Regions from separate parts of the Homo sapiens genome. Here region 1 is linked to region 2. Evidence: chromatin contacts called from ENCODE Hi-C data. All regions are on one chromosome and are shown on one strand. The core of a region is the stretch at or near the end of the contact, and the rest is flanking DNA. Distances in the headings are between cores, read along the strand shown.

Region 1 (5,652 bases), core at 47-2,546, 44 kb after region 2:
GCGGTGGACAACGGCCAGGTTGATGATGGGCAGGTAGAAGATGATCACTGCACAGATGTGTGAAACACAAGTATTGAGAGCCTTAAGCTGCTCCTTTTTGGATGCAATTCCCAGTACAGTCTTGAGGATCAGGGTGTAAGACACAGCAATGAGAATAAAGTCTACCATAAGGCAGAGTGCTCCAAAAAAGCCATAGATAACATCAATTCTGTTGTCAGAACAGGCCAACTTCATGACATCCTGGTGGAGACAGTAGGAATGGGATAATTGGTTTTTCTTGCAATATCTCAAGTTTCTTAAAGTGAAAGGGAAGGGAAGAACCAGGAGCATGCTCTTAAAGGAGAATACTATCCCTATTTGGGCAACTCTGACAGTTGTCAGGATTGAGGTGTATCTCAGAGGGTTGTGGATGGCTAGGAATCTATCAAATGACATGATCAGGAGGACTGAGGACTCCAGTACTGAGAATCCATGAATGAAGAATTCCTGGGCAAAGCAGGCATTGGATGAAATTTCAGGAGCATTGAACAGGAAGATGCTTAACACAGTGGGCAGAGATGATAAAGACAAACCCAAGTCTGACATAGCCAACATGGAAAGAAAATAGTACATGGGCTCATGCAAGGAGGGCTCTGTCTTGATGATAAAAAGAATGGTGCCATTTCCTAGAATAGCAATAAGATACATGCTGCAGATGGGGATAGAGATCCAGATGTGTGCATATTCTAGCCCTGGCATCCCAACCAAGAAGAAGGTGGTGATTTCAACATATGATGTGTTGATAATGGACATGATTCATTCATAGGGCTCTGCTATGAAAAATACAGATGCTTGTGTTGGTAAAATAGGAATATCTGTAAATTTAGTAGAAAAAAAGCAGTGTTAAAATTTGTGGCTTCTTTCAGCTTTCTTTTGAGAGAACAAAGCATTTATGTGGCTATCATCATGAAGAGAGATGGTTGGTTGCTGCTTTGGACTATAATCTGTCGTATAATACATTGGAAAAATTATTTCTGGACATGTTATTTCTATAGAGAATCCAGATTTAAATTTTGTATTTAGTTACGCATCTGATTTCATTTTTTCCTGTAAAATATTAGTAAACGCTGGTCAATTAACTGGAATCTTCTATTTCTTGCTCTCAGATCTATGTTCTGACCTTCAGTTCTATGTGATTAATTGCCAGTAATAATAGTCAAATGAAAGCTAAATAAATGAGAATACCTGGGTACTTACCAGTAAGTGGATATGTTTGTAAGCACTTTTGATAAAAGCTAAATAATTCTGATATACAAACCCAAGGTATTGTTGAACTTGTCCACCACAAAAGACTCCTCTTATATATAAGGGCTTGTCTTATTCTTTCTACCTAACCACTGGCTCTGGGATTACTGAGTTCTCTGGGGATTGCAGCAAGGCTAGATTTTGTCTGACAATAAGAATAAACATTTGCAGATGCAGTAAATCTACAGAGATGGTTGATACCAAGGAAACAAACATCTAGGTCTGTAATAAGGAACAATTTTGTTGGAGAGGTCTTTAATTGCCTGGTATTAGATAGACATGGTAAATTATCTGCAAAACTAGGATACTTCTGATGGATAGTTGGCTTGTGTATTACTCGTCTGCACAAGGCCAAGTCTAAGCAGAGATGCTGTGAGTTGATTCTGTATTCAAGGAAGTGTTGCAGGACAAACATCCTAGGACATAATGTGTTATCCTAGATTTTATTCCTGAATCCTGGATCCATCTCCCCAGACCCATTAGACATCACTAATTAAATATCCTTAAAACCAACTTGTCCAACTTATACAAGTTTTTCTCCCTTACCAAATCTTCCCTGTTTAAGGGACCTACTTCGGTAATAAGACTTTATGTTTAAGAATCTACAAGCCAAAAATCTGAGCTTCTTTGTCTTACACACAATAATGACCAATATTTCTTAGAAAATTAAATTGTTTTACTTACTGAGTTCCATTACCAGATGATGATTTGGAATCTTGAAATTTTTTAAATAATATTATCAAGTTATATCATTATCTTCATTTTACTGATGAAGAAAATTTTTCTCAAGATGAAGTCTTCTGTTTAAGATCACAGAAGTGTTGTAGGGTAGAGGTAAGATAGCAACTCAGGTCTGTTATATTACTGATAATTAAGTATATAGCACGCTATCAGGTTTGCCAAGCAATATTTAAGGAGTTATGAACTGAATGTACAGCTGGAATTGTGTATTATTTTTAGCATTCTAAACTGACTACTAGTTGATTCTAGTGGATAAGATGAAACATTTGGTCCTACAGTTGCAAATCTTTGCAACAGTGAAAATCATGCTAGTATAGAGATCCTAAGGAAAAGGCTCTTGAGGAGAAAAAAACTATATACTCACCTCTATTAGTAAATAGTCATTGGAAGGATTTCAATATTTACTTGACTAAAGAGTGGAAATATAAGAATGTATTACCATAACCTTCCCATAAATTCTTTTAAACTATGTGATGATTACTTCTTAGTTGCCAATTGCCTACTGTTTGCATCCCCAATGAAAATAAGCCCCACTTGGTTATGTTGTCAAGAATTCTCTCCTTCCACTGTTGCTTTTTCTCTTAGCTTTCTCCAGGTACTTCTTATTAAAGAGATAGCAGAAAGTTTGTGTATGTTTGTGTGTGTGAAAATTGCTTTGACAAGGACATGTGCTCATTGGCTCAATGTTCATGTGTTCATTGGCTCAATGTTCAACTTTGTGGACCAAATCAATTTGTTTCATGACAATTTAAAGTAAGCTACAGTAAGACAGGCAGTGCATTACTATCATGGTGGATGGCATATAGTAGCTTATTAAATACTTGTTGAATGAATAAATGATTGTATTTTTTAAACTGGCATCTTTTTTATCTTTATTATTATTTTTCCCATTGTGCTACGTTTGCTATGAAATAAAAATATGGGTTTTAGCAATTGTAAAAACTATTCTCAAGGATTTTTACATTGTAATCTAGTATTAATTTTCAACTTAATTTACATAATATGTTTTAAAAGTGTTATTTATGTACAAAGAATATTAATATACAGCTATAATTATAATAATAAAATGAGGCATGTATATTAATTATTAATATCTCATTCTAGAGACGTGAAGTATTGTTCTTGTAAAAAACAAAATGTTGCAAATCAGTTGAGGTTTCTCTTGGCCCCATATACTGAAATAATAGTGAAGGGGGGCAAATCATACAGATGAGATACAGCTAAAGCAGTTCCTATACAGAAAATTATAGGTTAAATTTATTTATTAGGAAATAAGAGTTGAAAAATCAAAAAATGTAACTTCTATTTCAAGAAGATAGTGAAGGAATAACAACAAAATCTCCAAAAAAATGAAGAAAATAAACTGGTAAAATCAGAAATGAATAAAATAGAAATATGATATAAAATAATGTCATCAAAGCAGAAATTTCATTCCTTAACAAGTTTTAAAAAATCCATAATTTAACAAAACTGAAAGAATAAAGAGATAAAACACTAAACTTATTTTAATGTATACCATTTGAACTAATGTATGTATACCCATTTCAGGGTATACATACCCATTTCAGGTACCCAGAATATGCCATTTGAACTAATGGCACTTATTCCGGAGTCATGAAAATTTTACATTTCAATCTTTATGGTAAGGCATTAGAATCACCCAGGGAGCTCTCAAAAGTTGTGATATTCAGGTTCACTTGATTTATGACAGTGACACAATTCTATAAGGAATAGATGGTATTTACAATAGATAGAGCAATTTAAATGCAAGTAGAAAGAAAGAAATCTTGAGTTTTATCAAAACATTAATTTGAGTTGGACAATAGGCCTAAGTATTCAAGGTAAAACAAAAAATCTTGTAGAAAAACTATGGTAATATTTTCATGATTTGGGATAACCATGGATACAACCAGGAAAAACAAATTTCATAGACAGAATTAATTAATAGAAAGCATTTCCATGGAAAGACCTCTGGGAATAAATAATATCATCATATGGAATAGTACTCAGCCTTAAAAAAAGGATGAAATTCTGTCATTTGCTACAACATGGATGGAACTGGAGAACATTATGTTAAATAAAATAAGCCAGGCACAGAAAGACAAACACTGCATGTTCTCACTTAGATGTGGAATCTAAAACAATTGAACTCATAGAAACAAAGTAGCATGATGAATACTAGATGATGGGGATGGGGGGAGTCTGGAGATGATAGTCAAAAGGTAAAAAGTTAGAAAGAATAAATTCGATTATTTTATAACAATAGCACAGCATGCTGAATATAGCTAATATTTGAGTCCTCTGTATTTCAATATTTCTAAGAGTAAATTTCTAATGTTCTCATCAAAAAAAAATATTATTATTATATATATCTGACAAATGATATGTAAAGAACTGCAAATGAATAAGTAAAATTCAGTAAAAAATAGGCAATGCACTTGACTTGCACTGTTCAATTTGCATTTGGAAAAATGCAAATTAATATCACAATGAGGTATTATATCATACCCATTAGAATGGCTAACATCAAAAAGAATAACAATCCCAAATTGTGGTGAATATGTGGAGAACTAGAATGCTTACACTTTGCTATTAGATGTGTAAATCAGTGCAAGTTCTTTGGTGACAAAGTTTAGCATTATCTTCTATAGGTACATAAATACCTACCCTATGACTTAAAATATCATTTCTAAAAAAGTTAGTTCCTGTTTCAAGCAAACACATTCTAAGAATGTCTATAGGAACTTTATCATATTAGCCAACATTTGAAAAAGACTCTAATATTCATCAACATGTGAATGGGTAAAATTGAATTAGGTATTCTGATTTAATTGACTATGATGTTAACCTGAATATCACAACTTTTGAGAGCTCCCTGGGTGATTTTAATGCCTTACCATAAAGATTGAAATGTAAAATTTTCATGACTCCAGAATAAGTGCCATTAGTTCAAATGGCATATTTCTGGGTACCTGTCTGTCTTTGATGGCTTGATTTCTCCATGAGTCACAATTACTGCTAGGTACAAAGGTACTTAATCACTGATGCAGAATAATGTATGCTTTTTAAAGTGCTACCAGTGAACTCTCTCCAGGCTGTTACATAAACTGATTTCTTAGATTATCATTTAGTGATCATTTTTTGTAAATAATATTTTTGTTATTATTGTTTCTCACTGAAGTGATTCTGCCATTATTGGCTGTTCTAGTAGATAAATACTGGGTTGTTAGGTTTCTTAAAAAATAATTTTTATGTTGTTTGTTCCTGTCTGATACCATTTCTCCAAACTTTCTGGAAAGAGAATGGCCATTTTAATATATCACAGTCACAGTGATAGGGGTTGTGGCACAGAGATTGGCATATGAACCAATTGCACCAGTCACATTAAGTTTTTATCCTTGGTATACTGATTACTTCTGCTTAGAATATTAAGGAAGCTATTAAACATTTTTCTTTTAAGTGGATCTGAGAGTGACAGTTCTCTCTCCTCTCTTCATTGAGAGAGAAAAAGTGCTCTACTGCCTATTTGTCTGCCCACGATTTAGCAAACTACGTGGGTTAGTTTTGTTCAAAACACGTATAGAAACAAAACAGAGAGCTGAAGCATGTAAGTTAGCGGTGATAACA
Region 2 (5,912 bases), core at 1,098-3,597:
AGGTGTGAGCCACCATGCCCGGCCCCCTCTTTGTGCTCTTTCAGTTGTGCTTGATGGTCTTACTTGTGTCTTAGCATGGGCATACGTCTTTCTGTTATGTGAGTAGAATTAGCACTCAAAGTGTGGCATATGCTGCCTCCGGGGTTTCAGGAGGTCACTACATGTGGTACTTTCTTCTTGGTGGTAAAAGATAAAAAATGCTTTAGTTTGTCTATTAACTGAGAGAGGCTGTCGCAATTTTTCCTATACCGCAGGATCCCTAAAAACTTCTCTAATGTTTAAGATTCCTACTTTTTTGTATGGGTGTTTATCTCTATCCTTTCCCACCTAAAGAGCACTGTGTTTTGACAAGAATGCCAATATACTTGCATTTCATGCTCGTCTACCTGATTAATATATTGTCATTGATATAGTGGGTCAATAAAATATTATGCAAAATATCCAAAGAAAATAAGTATTTTCAAATTATAGATTTATTATAGAAGATGGAAGAGAATATATTTGCCACATAAATACTACATACTTGATAATCGAATCCAGGTTAATCTTAATCTTCCCTGGTAAAAACACTGCACCTGACATAAAACTTTAAACTGATGTTTCTACTTGGTTGAGATTGGAGTCCACAGTAGTCCTCCATGACCCTTTTCGTTACACACACAAAAGTAGCCAGTAAGAGAATCCAGTTTACAGAGAATGCTCTATTTATAAATAAATCTTGTGAGTTACCTTTCCTCTGGGTACTATTACAGTTCACTTCAGATGAAAATTTTAACAATAACTTGCTACAGCATGTCAGGGACCATCAACATTTCATCTGCAACCAGTGATGTGGTTCCTATTGTGATGCAGACAGTGATGAATCCAACTCTAGAATTTCTTATTGGCAATCTGTTTTCTAGAATCTTTTCTCACTTACAAGTAAGAACACAGTATCTGGTTTTCTGTTGCTGTGTTAATTTGCTCAGGATAATGGCTTCCAGATGCATCCATGTTGCTCCAGAGGACACGATTTTGTTCTTTTTTTGTGGCTGTGTAGTATTCCCTGGTGTACATGTATCACATTTTCTTTATCCAACCTTCTGTTGGCACCTGGGTTGGTTTCATGTCTTTGCTATTGTTTGACACACTTTTTAGTTGTGTTGTTTGTTTTCTTATTGAGTTTCAAGAATTCTTGTGTCTTTTGCAAATATTTTCTTCCAATTAGCAACTTATAATAAAATGTTAAGTCCCAAGATAATAAGGTGGGTATCAAATGCATCTGCTAGAATAGCCCAATGACATTTAATAAGTCTATTTGCTTCAGATAACTTAACATGGAGAATATGTAATCTCATTTATCTTATGGGAGTTGATCGTCTTCTCCAGACATGGGAACTAGCAATGAGTGGGCTTATCCCTGCTCATTGTTTTAAATTTCTATTCATTTCTTATTCACAGATATATGTATTTTGTATTTGAGCCATGTTGTGTCTTTTATATTATTATTCCATTAAATTGTATTAATTAAAATTATTTTATTATTAATGTAAGGCTTTCCATTATTTTAACCAAAGTTTTTCTTTTTAACTTAGAAATATGCTTTAAGAAATACTTAAAACAGTTATATATATATCCTTATTTTATACATTTTTACTTAAATTGTCTTCACATTTTTATATTGTTTCATAGCCTTAAATAATTATTATTTAATTTAAACCATGATGGAACTGACATATAAAATAGAAATATGTGAATAAAACGCAGGATACTCCTCGGACGGTTCTAGTGAATGCAATATAATGTGGAAGGCATGTAGTTTTGAGACACTGCTTTAAAAATCTAACAGAGTACGACAGGCTATGTCTATTTCAATGTTAATATTTTGCCAAAAATGGATCATACAAATAAGTGGAATGACTGGTAAACCATTTTATAGTTTGTAAAGTGCTTTTCTAAATATTTGATACTTATAGATTACTATCTCCATTTTGTGGATGATTAAGCTAAGATGAAGAACGTTTAAGTGGTTTGACTTAGAATTGGACATAAAGTGTTTTGATTATAGATAACATGTTATTTTAACTATATTTTCCAACCTCTACAAATCCCATGTGTCAAGCTTCTTCAACTTCAAATGTTTACCTTTCAGATGAGTAGTCTCCCTGTAGTTTGTCTCACAATTTGCCTCTAGTTTCTGTTAAGGTACAATGAATACAAAGTAATGTACCAGCCCCAGGCCTAACCCTTTCTGTGTAAGCTTGATTACTCTCAAGGGTCTAGTCACCTGAGGAAAAGAGAAGTAGGTACCTCTAGATAAAGTGGAAGTGAAAGTGGAGAATTCTTGTTTTTATCCTTCAGGAACTTACTGAGCATCTGGTTCTGGTAAGGTTAAGGAGCTATAAATCCTTTTGGAAACCTAAATCTAAGGTTTGTTAAACTGCTTATATCTGAATACATGTCTATGGGGAGGAAGAGTAAGTGGTTTCAGTGTGTGTGCATACATGAAGAGTGAATATATTATGCCCTGACGGTTAAACAAGAAGGTTAAATATCGGGGTGTTTTTCTAATGCCCTAATATCAGTAGAGATTTATTTACTTAATAATATGACAAATAAAAGCAAGCCTTATTGTCAATTAAAAAATATAAATTACTCTTGTCCAATCTAGGACTTGATGTCTGGAAGGAAAATGGCTAAGGAAGTTTTATTGAAGTAGTTATTCATCTCTGCTATTTACTGATTATCTTCATTGTGTTAGAGACTATCAGACAGCCTAACATAACTCTGAGGTAGATACCATTGTTTACCACATTTCACAGAAGAGCAAACAACTGCTTAAGCAGCTTTCCCAGATTCACACAGGGTAAATTGCCATGCTGAGATTTAAACCAAGGTGTTTGTGCGTTAGCTTGAGAACTGATTTTTGCCTTAAAGAATAGCAATTCTAAGTGGTATGGGAAATATTTTACCTGAGGACTGCCTTCCTTGAAACATTCTCTTCTTTTGGCATCTACTATATTCCACCTCTCTGTATATTCTACCTCCATATATTCCACCTCTCTGAATATTCCTTTGCAAGATCCTCTCAACAATCTTACTGCTCCTCAGGGTTCTATGAGTTTTAAATTTTGTATTATGTACATTTTTACTGTATGATTTCATTTACTCTTTGGTTTCAGATACCACCTATCATGTCAGTACTTCTGAATAAACAGCCTTGATGAGCTATCTCTTCTGAAGTTCATCCACATCCAAATGCATGCTCTGTGTAAGAATGACTTTACCGCTTAAAATATGAGTGAAAAGAATGGACATCAATATCCCTTAGTTGTTGCCAGAGAAAAAAAGGGAGAAAGTGCTAAGAAATGATTCTACATATTTTATATTTCTTCCATTCACATTTATTCTTTACATATTTGCTGAGAGCCTTTTATATTCCACGTGTCATGTTGATGACAGATACATGGGGATAAATAAAACCTTTTTATACCTTTTAACATGGAGTAGTCAATGTGCATGGTAGTAATGGAGTTTGGTAGGGTAGGGTTACATGAAAGTAGTACGTTATAAAACACTGCAGAATCTTCCACAATAAAAAATGCACTAGAGATGCATTCCCTGAAAGACCTGAGTCAATATCCCTCAGCAAAAGACGAAAATAAAAAGGAATAAGAGTTAAGTGCATTCAGAGGTGAGAACTTATTTTATGACTACTGACATGGGATCAGAATTGAATTTGCTAAGAAAACACAGTCCAGCAAATAACAGGAGAATGCTTTTAATGACATCTCACAATCTGCTACCGTCTCCACATTATACTTACCCTGGGTTTTGCATTAGGTTCACTACCATGGTGGGAGATTAATGAGTCATGCTCAAACTGTTCAAGGCCCTTTTCCATGTAGAAGATGCAGAGCTATTCACAAGTTGCCAAAATGTCTCTTAGTACCTAGCAAAAGTAAAATATATTGGCCCAAGGCTGCTTGTTATTTACTATGTACTTTTTTCAATTATCCTCTAAAAAATCACAAAATACAGTATGAATTCACAGTTAAGCTTCCATATAAAGGAGCTCAATCAATTTCCAGTGTCTCCTGTGTTTTCCACTGAAGGTTGATGACTTTTTTCTCTTGCAAGTTGAAGTTTAAAAAATTCTGGAGTGAGGATAGCTTGTCTTCTTCTCTCTAGCCTTCCATTGGCTCTACCTTCATCTTTTGTATTTTTGTTATTTTTAATTAAAATTATTAATTTCATAATTTTAATTTATGCATTTACTAAGGAAGCTTATTAAATATAGGCGGAATTTATAATGATTGTCTTAGAGATTTGTGTTTCTCTGACAGTTTTACCAATTTTTACCTGTTTACCTTGAAGGCCAAAAACTTGATGATAAGTTGCAAGATTGCATATTTTACTTCTGAAAGTAAACTTGTATGCTTTTTAAAAGAGACTCTAAAATAAAATCAGGTTCTGTTTATTATGTAGGCAAAATTTTAATGCTTCATTTCCAACAGAAATTGGGTGGTTTGGATTTTTTTCATTTAGCATTTATTTGACTAAATATGCATTTATTTGACTAATTTCTCTGACTAATTAAATACAGAGATATAAGATTAAATAATCCAATCAAGATGGATAAGATTAACATGAACACAATACTACTGTAGAGCTTCAAATGGTTTCTTGAAATAAAATGGTAGCCTGAAGTGTGAACCATAAGTGTTTAAGCGAGGAGGTGCCACATTTAATACATGAATATGTACGTGAAGAAATAAGAATACGTAACTCCAAAGTACTTATCCACTGCTCCATTTCTCCAACATGTTCTATTGGAAACTACTGTGTAATCAATGCTAATATTTACAGATACTTGTTTGTGGTTTATGAACCTAGATCTCTGTTTGGAACTTCATAAATAACTATAAATATCAAAACCTACCAAGATTGTATTCATTTTACAGATTTAAAATAACGCCCAAATAAGTTAAATAATTTAAAATCAAATGAAAGGGCAAATGTGTTTGAACAGAAATCGTTGTTTATTTTTATATAACACTTGATGTAACATGTATATTTACTCATGTATAAAATGTGCATAAGTACCTACCTCATAAGTATAAGAGGTAAATTAGTCTATAAATGTATTTACTTTATAGCATCTAATGACTTAATGTTTTCCAAATATTCGCAGTGATCTCTGATTATTTTCTTAGACTATTTCTTTCAAACTTTCTACATAAAGCTCAGAGATTTTATTTTAAAGCCAACGTGGGTACTGCTGAAGACTGTATGGAAAAATGAGTGGAAAAGATTCTAAGTATCTTTTTACTGATTCAAAGCAGCTCCATTTTGATATGTTTTATATATTTTGCTAAACATCTTAAAAAGTAGGGCCAGATGCAGTGGCTCACACCTGTAATCCCAGCACTTTGGGAGGCCAAGGCAGGTGGATCACCTGTGTCAGGAGTTCAAGACCAGCCTGGCCAACATGGTGAAAACCCATCTCTACTAAGAATACAAAAATTAGCTACGCATGGTGGTGGTGGTGCACACCTGTAATCCCAGCTACTTGGGAGGCTGAGGCAGGAGAATCACTTGATCGCGGGAGGTGGAGGTTGCAGCAAGCTGAGATCGCACCATTGCACTCCAGCCTGGGCAACAAGAGCAAAACTCCCTCTAAAAAAAAAAAAAAAAAAAATCCTAAAAATCCTAAAAAGTCACCAACTTAGGACAAGTTGTTAGAAGTGAATTTACCATGCTGGAGAATATGAACTTGTTTAAGGACTTCTGGTAAATTTTGAAGAGTGCAGTTGATTAGCAGCCAAATATGCCTTTGAGTATAGTATACGAATGAACCCCTTATCCTCACAAAACTGAGTTTTAACCAAAAGCATGACTGCTTTTCATTTATATGGTTTCAGATCCGGCTA

The links. A loop is a pair of places that touch in the nucleus more often than their neighbours do. Pooled maps may share reads with other maps.
Region 1: a map of breast epithelium shows a loop between it and region 2 (36-fold over the local background). The contact joins the promoter of OR51A4 here to the promoter of OR51A7 in region 2. A Hi-C loop is called at or near these places in 1 of 168 maps with a recorded cell type or tissue (breast epithelium) and 1 of 50 pooled maps.

The regions. Positions count from the first base shown.
Region 1 is chr11:4,946,309-4,951,960 of GRCh38, forward strand. It overlaps OR51A4 (olfactory receptor family 51 subfamily A member 4), which reads right to left and starts at 1,297. Exons shown (of 2, transcript NM_001005329.2): 1 at 1,237-1,297; 2 at 1-854. The coding sequence starts at 792. The region is part of intron 2 of MMP26 (matrix metallopeptidase 26); the gene reads left to right.
Region 2 is chr11:4,901,436-4,907,347 of GRCh38, forward strand. It overlaps OR51A7 (olfactory receptor family 51 subfamily A member 7), which reads left to right and starts at 2,348. Exons shown (of 2, transcript NM_001004749.2): 1 at 2,348-2,409; 2 at 5,904-5,912. The region is part of intron 2 of MMP26 (matrix metallopeptidase 26); the gene reads left to right.